Regions from separate parts of the Homo sapiens genome. Here region 2 is linked to region 1. The links are chromatin loops, found by intact Hi-C in ENCODE. Cell type or tissue: PC-9. All regions are shown on one strand. Links, peaks and the distances in the headings refer to the core of each region. The heading gives the core; the rest is flanking DNA. Region 1 overlaps NDST1-AS1 (NDST1 antisense RNA 1). Region 2 overlaps TNIP1 (TNFAIP3 interacting protein 1).

Region 1 (2,909 bases), core at 219-2,718:
AGAAAGAGAGAGAGAGGAAGGAAGGAAGGAGGAAGGAAGGAAGGAAGGGAGGGAGGGAGGGAGGGAGGGAGGGAAGGAGACCATCCTGGCTAACCTCATGAAACCCTGTCTCTACTAAAAATACAAAAAATTAGCTGGGCGTGGTGGCGGGTGCCTGTAGTCCCAGCTGCTGGGGAGGCTGAGACAGGAGAATGGCGTGAGCCCAGGAGGCAGAGCTTGCAGTGAGCTGAGATCACGTCACTGCACTCCAGCCTGGGCAACAGAGCGAGACTCCGTCCCCCCACCGCCCCCCCGCCAAAAAAAAAAAAACAGAAAGAAAGAAAGAACAAATGAACTTTCTCATTCTGTACACCAATTCCTTGGTGCCCCACAGCAGCCCTGAGAGGTAGACACAGCGGAGATTTTTTTCACCCGCATTGTACAGAAGAGAAAATGAAGCTTTGCCCAACCTGCAGGAGATCCCCTCACCTTGCAAAAGAGCCAAGCTGTGGGATCTTCAGTCCCTGGACCATTTAGCTTGACTAAGAGAACAGGAATGGAGGCCAAAAGATCTACAAAATGCTCACACAGAGAAGATGACAGCTTCTACAAATAAATGTCAATCAGTTCATTTCCCCTTTTACTGTGTTCATTGTAATGCACCAATTACAACCTGACAAAAGTAAAACACTGCCAAGCACAAGTGGTCTTTAGATGACCCTTATCATCTAGAGGCTCAAAGTCCCTTGAGGATAAGGCCTGGTCCAGGGCCCAGGGCTGAGTCCAGGCCTGGCGAGCAGAGTGCTAGGCTCAGGTGCCGTCAGGGCGGTAGGTGTGAAGGGCCGTCCAGGGATTGTTCCTTCCCATCCTCTCAGCTGCTGGTCAGAGGGGCTCTGCCCTGGACTTGCCCTCACCACAGGCCATTTCTCATCCACTCCTCCACCATCTGACCTCCTCATTCTGCGATTCTGATTCTCTTCATTTTAGAACTAACACTTTTGACATCATTCAAACCAAAACATTAGATTAACCCCCAGAAGAGGGGAGAGGTTCAAACGGACACTGAAAGGTTAAGTGGCTGACTCAGGATCCCAGTGTCTGCACAGCAGAATCCAAAAATGCTCCCAATGAGTGAAGCAGGAAGGGGTGGTTGAAGTTGCCTGGCCTGGAGGTTGTCTGCAGTTCTCCATGCCCATCACTCCATACACACACACAAGACCACTTTGTTTCTCTGTGTTATTCTCCTGTCCCTGAACACATCCAATTCTCCTTATAGAAATGAAGAAACTGCCGGGCACGGTGGCTCAAGCCTGTAATCCCAGGACTTTGGGAGGCCGAGGCGGGCGGATCACAGGGTCAGGAGATCGAGACCATCCTGGCTAACATGGTGAAACCCCGTCTCTATTAAAAATACAAAAAATTAGCCTGGCGTGGTGGCGGGCACCTGTAGTCCCAGCTACTCAGGAGGCTGAGGCAGGAGAATGGCATGAACCCGGGAGGCGGAGCTTGCAGTGAGCCAAGATTGCGCCACTGCACTCCAGCCTGGGTGACAGAGCGAGACTCTGTCTGAAAAAAAGAAAGAAAGAAAGAAAGAAAGAAATGGAGAAACTGAGGCCCAGGGAGTCAGAGGGGCCTGCCTAGACCAGCGGTGGCCAGCAGGTGAGCTGGGACTAGACCTGGAAGAATGTCTATTAGCATTCCCCTCTGCCTATCCTGTGTATCTTGGAAGCCGGTAAGGACTCCCAGAGTTGAGCCCAGATGCCATTCCTAGGTGCTTATAGACATACCAGCAGGGGGTGAGGGAGCAGTGCTGACCTGTGGGAAGTCAGCTCTGGGACCGGTGTGGTGGCCAGCCCTTGTCTGGGGCTCTCTGCTCCAACAGGCATGGACATTCTTATCATTCCAAGGCCCTTTCTTCACTCCAACCTGTCTGGGCTGTGTCTGGGGTGAGATGGAGCTGGGGCTGCGGGTGGGAAGAGCGAGGGGAATGGCAGGGATAAGCCCCATAGCCCACAAAGCATGCGGTCACACTCACTTATGCTCAGACTCTGCATGCCCCATACAAATCCCACCTCCCTTCTTCTGCAACTCGCCCTCCATCCAGTGCTTGGGCTCTGACATCAGACTGTCTTGTGTTAGAATCAAGGGTCAGCCCTCAATTACTGTCATTTAACTTGGTTTCAATTGTTTATTTGCAGGAGGATAATAGTATTTACCTTATAAGGTTGTTGAGAGGATTAAATGAAATACTAGGAAATTGCTTAGCACTATGCCTGGCATAGTTTTTTGTTTGTTTGTTTGTTTGTTTGTTTTTGAGATGAGTTTCGTTCTTGTTGCCCAGGCTGGAGTGCAATGGCACAATCTCGGCTCATTGCAACCTCCGCCTCCCGGGTTCAAGCGATTCTCCTGCCTCAGCCTCCTGAGTAGCTGGGATTACAGGCGCATACCACCATGCCCGGCTAATTCTTTTTTGTATTTTTAGTAGAGACGGGGTTTTGGCATGTTGGCCAGGCTGGTCTGGAACTCCTGACCTCAGGTGATCCACCCACCTTGGCCTCCCAAAGTGTTGGGATTACAGGCGTGAGCCATCACATCCAGCCAAACTATAGTTGTTACTGTTACTTTTACCTAATGCTCCCCTATAGCTCACTGGGATATTCTCATTCTCTCTCTCTGTCTGTCTCTGTCTCTCTCTCTTTCTCTCTCTCTCTCTCTCTCTCTCTCTCACACACACACACACACACACACACACACACACACACACACACACCCAAGGCTAACCTCCAGGCTGCCCTCAGTCACTGACCTACGTGGCCATCCTGTCACCCTCTGACCCCTCTATCCAGGCAGGCTGGGACTGGGTCATGTGTCCAGCATTCCTTCTGCCAAGAATGCCTCCCCCCAACCTCATCACAGTCCCAGCACCCCTT
Region 2 (2,909 bases), core at 246-2,745, 600 kb before region 1:
CTGCAACTCCAGAGCATCCGATCCAGTGGATGGTGGTGGTGCCAGTGCCGCTGGTCCGGGCTGCTCCTTGAGCACCCCTGGTGAAGAGCACATGATTCAGTGCTTGGCAGACCTGGGTAGGTGCCGTGTCTGTCACTCTGGGCCTCTGCATCCTCACCTGTCAGCTCTGTATGACGTCAATGCTACCTCCTAGAATGGTGGGAATTAATGGGATAGTGTGTGGCAAGCACTCAGCACGGGCCACCAGTGTGGTAAGCGCTTGGTACAGGGTCGCTGCTATTATCGTTAATGATGCTAATCATGAGGCTATTGACAGGATTCCAGTAGAAGATGATGAGACTGGTTTGATTTTCTGTGCTCTGGATAACTTGCTGCTAAGGTTTGAATGTGTCCCCCAAAAGTTCATATCTTGGAAACGTAATCCCTCTGCTTCATGAATGGATTGTCAGCTCTGCCCTCATAAATAGATTAATGTCACTATCACGGGGTAGGGGGACGGGAGGTTAGTTATAAAAGGGGCCAGTTTGGCTAATACACTCTCTATTTCAATCACTCATTTTCTCCTTCTGTCTTCCACCTTGGCATGACCCTTGTCAGATGGTGGTGTCATGCACTTGGATTTCTCATCATCCAGAACCATGAGCCAAATAAACTTGTTCTTTATAAATTACCCAGTCTGTGATATTCAACAGAATAGTTGCAGAAAGCAGACTAAGACACTTGCCTTCAACCCTCTGCCACTTGTGGTCCATGCTGTGTCCCCTCTGGATGAGTTGTCCTTTGCTTTGTCTCAAACATCTGTCCCTGTTTGGAGTGGCGGAAACTCAGATGTGGGTGGGGCTTTGAAGACACCTGGCTTGCATTCCCTCAACAGCCCCAGTGCCCCTCTGCGTGACCCCGACCCCTGGGATCAGGGCGCTTTCCACCTCGTAGGCAGCCCCTTCCAGTGTTATTCCAGACTTCTTTCTTTTGTGGGCCCACATCAGCCCGGGTTCTTCCTTTCTCACCTCCATCATTTTCCCTCATTGCTTACCTGACCACTGTGAGGGAGGGGGAGAGGTTGAGCAGTAGCATGGTGTGGTAAGAGAGTGCACAGTGGCCACCAGAGGACGAGGTGTGCATTTCTTCTGTGCCACTGCTGTCCCATGTGGCTGTGGGCACGTCTGTTCGCCTTTGCCGACTTTGGTTTCCCAGCTTTAGAATGAAAATGTTTCACTCTCTGGCATCTCAGGGCATTCTCTTCCAAGTCTTAAAAACTCTATAACAACCAATGATTGGGTCACCCTCTCTTTGGCTCTGGCAGCTCCTGGTTTCCCTCTGGGCCAGGCCTTGCTGTGCCTGCCCTCCTAGATTCTTGCTGCTATGCCCCCACATGCCTGCAGTGCCTGCCCCTCCTATCCCTGGCCGTCTGTAGGGAGGGTATCCAGGCATCCTCCAGAGAGTTGCCACAGGAAGGCACAGGGCAGCTGGGTCCCCTTGTTTTGTGGGGGAGCACAGCTCCCAACCCCCAGAGAAAGACCTTGGCGGCCACCATGACCATTGTGGGAAGTTCTTGATGATTTTCCCATGACTGGCCCAGGACAGTCACTCTTCAGATTGGAATGGATGACTGGTGAGCAGCAGCTGGCTGTTTGTCTGAGGGCTGCTCTGGGCAGAGCTGAACTCTTCTCTCCCAGGGACCTCACCCTGAGGCTGTTCCTTGAGAGGCAGGAGCTCTGCGTCCTTGAGCACCTACACAGTGGACAAACCGGGCAGCCCAGGCAGGGGTGTGTGTGTGGGGTAGGTGGGTGTAGGTGTGTGGGTGCTGTGGGAGTTGTGTCACCAAGGAGTCATGCTGAGAGGCCAGGGCAGGTATGGGACTGCCCTATGAGTCAAGGGCCTTTGGCTCAGTCTCCACCCACTGGGCAGAGCATTGGCCAGGCTCTCTGTTGGCCTTCAGGCCACTTGTCCTTTGCCTTCGCTATAGTCAGCTTCAGCAGCAGACTTAGGAGCCCTGGTCCCTCTCCAGCCCACTTCTGTCTCTGCAGGTGCAACTCCTGCGTGATCTGGTCCTCAGGAAACTGGCAACATAGACTTTTAGAAAATATTGTCCTAAGCACATTAACACAGGAACAGAAAACCAAATGCTGCATTTTCTCACTTATAAGTGGAGCTAAATATCAGGTCCTCATGGACATAAAGATGGCAACAGTAGACACTGGGGACTGCTAGAGTGGGGAGGGAGGGAGGCAGAGTTGAAAAACTGTTGGGAACTATGCTCAGTACCCAGGTGATGGGATCACCCCTACCCAAATCACGCAGTATACCCAGGTAGCAAACCTGCACATGTACCCCCCGAATCTAAAATAAAAGTTGAAGCAGAAAAAAAGCAAACAATACAGTAAAAAGAAAAAAGAAAAATTGAAGGAGTCTCTCAGATACCGAGGGTAACACGCAGGCACCTACATGCTCACTCATCTGGTTTAAGAAATAACACATTTCCAATCAGTTGAAATTTCTCCTTCATCAGCCACCAACAAGAAACAAGTGTTCTGAATTTAGTGGGGTTTTTTTCTTGCATTTCTTTAAAGTTTTTTTTTTAATGTGTGCATCCCTAAATAATACATAGTATTTTTTTATGTTTAAAAATGTTATTTAGGCTGAGCGTGGTGACTCATGCCTTACTGGCACTTTGGGAGGCAGAGCAGGCAGGTGGATCTCTTGAGCCCAGGAGTTTGAGACCAGCTTGGGCAACATGGCCAAAACCCATCTCTGCAAACAATACAAAAATTAGCTGGGTGTGGTGGCGCATGCCTGTAGTTCCAGCTACTTGAGAGGCTAAGGTGGGAGGATGACTTGGGCTGGGAGGTGGAAGTTGCAGTGAACTGAGATCATGCCACTGCACTCCAGCCTGGGCAACAGAGTGAGAC

Evidence for each region. Hi-C counts contacts between places; a loop is a spot of excess contacts. Peaks named below come from ENCODE experiments on the same cell type or tissue, not always from the same donor. Only the 100,000 strongest peaks of a DNase experiment are listed, where the experiment ranks them.
Region 2: a loop joins it to region 1, with 3 times the contacts of the local background. A loop is called at or near these places in 2 of 110 quality-filtered maps.

The regions. Positions count from the first base shown.
Region 1 is chr5:150,473,224-150,476,132 of GRCh38, reverse strand. NDST1-AS1 (NDST1 antisense RNA 1) reads left to right here. Exons shown (of 3, transcript NR_105061.1): 3 at 374-617. Among named protein-coding and RNA genes, the nearest start is that of NDST1-AS1, 11 kb to the left of the region's middle. In PC-9, for the core only: a CTCF peak has its summit at 1,753 (motif pointing right); a DNase peak (open chromatin) is centred at 1,822; H3K27ac peaks cover 2,383 bases.
Region 2 is chr5:151,074,805-151,077,713 of GRCh38, reverse strand. All of the region lies in intron 1 of TNIP1 (TNFAIP3 interacting protein 1), which reads left to right. Among named protein-coding and RNA genes, the nearest start is that of TNIP1, 4.8 kb to the left of the region's middle. In PC-9, for the core only: no CTCF peak of the experiment used is centred there; a DNase peak (open chromatin) is centred at 1,763; H3K4me3 peaks cover 898 bases; H3K27ac peaks cover 2,500 bases.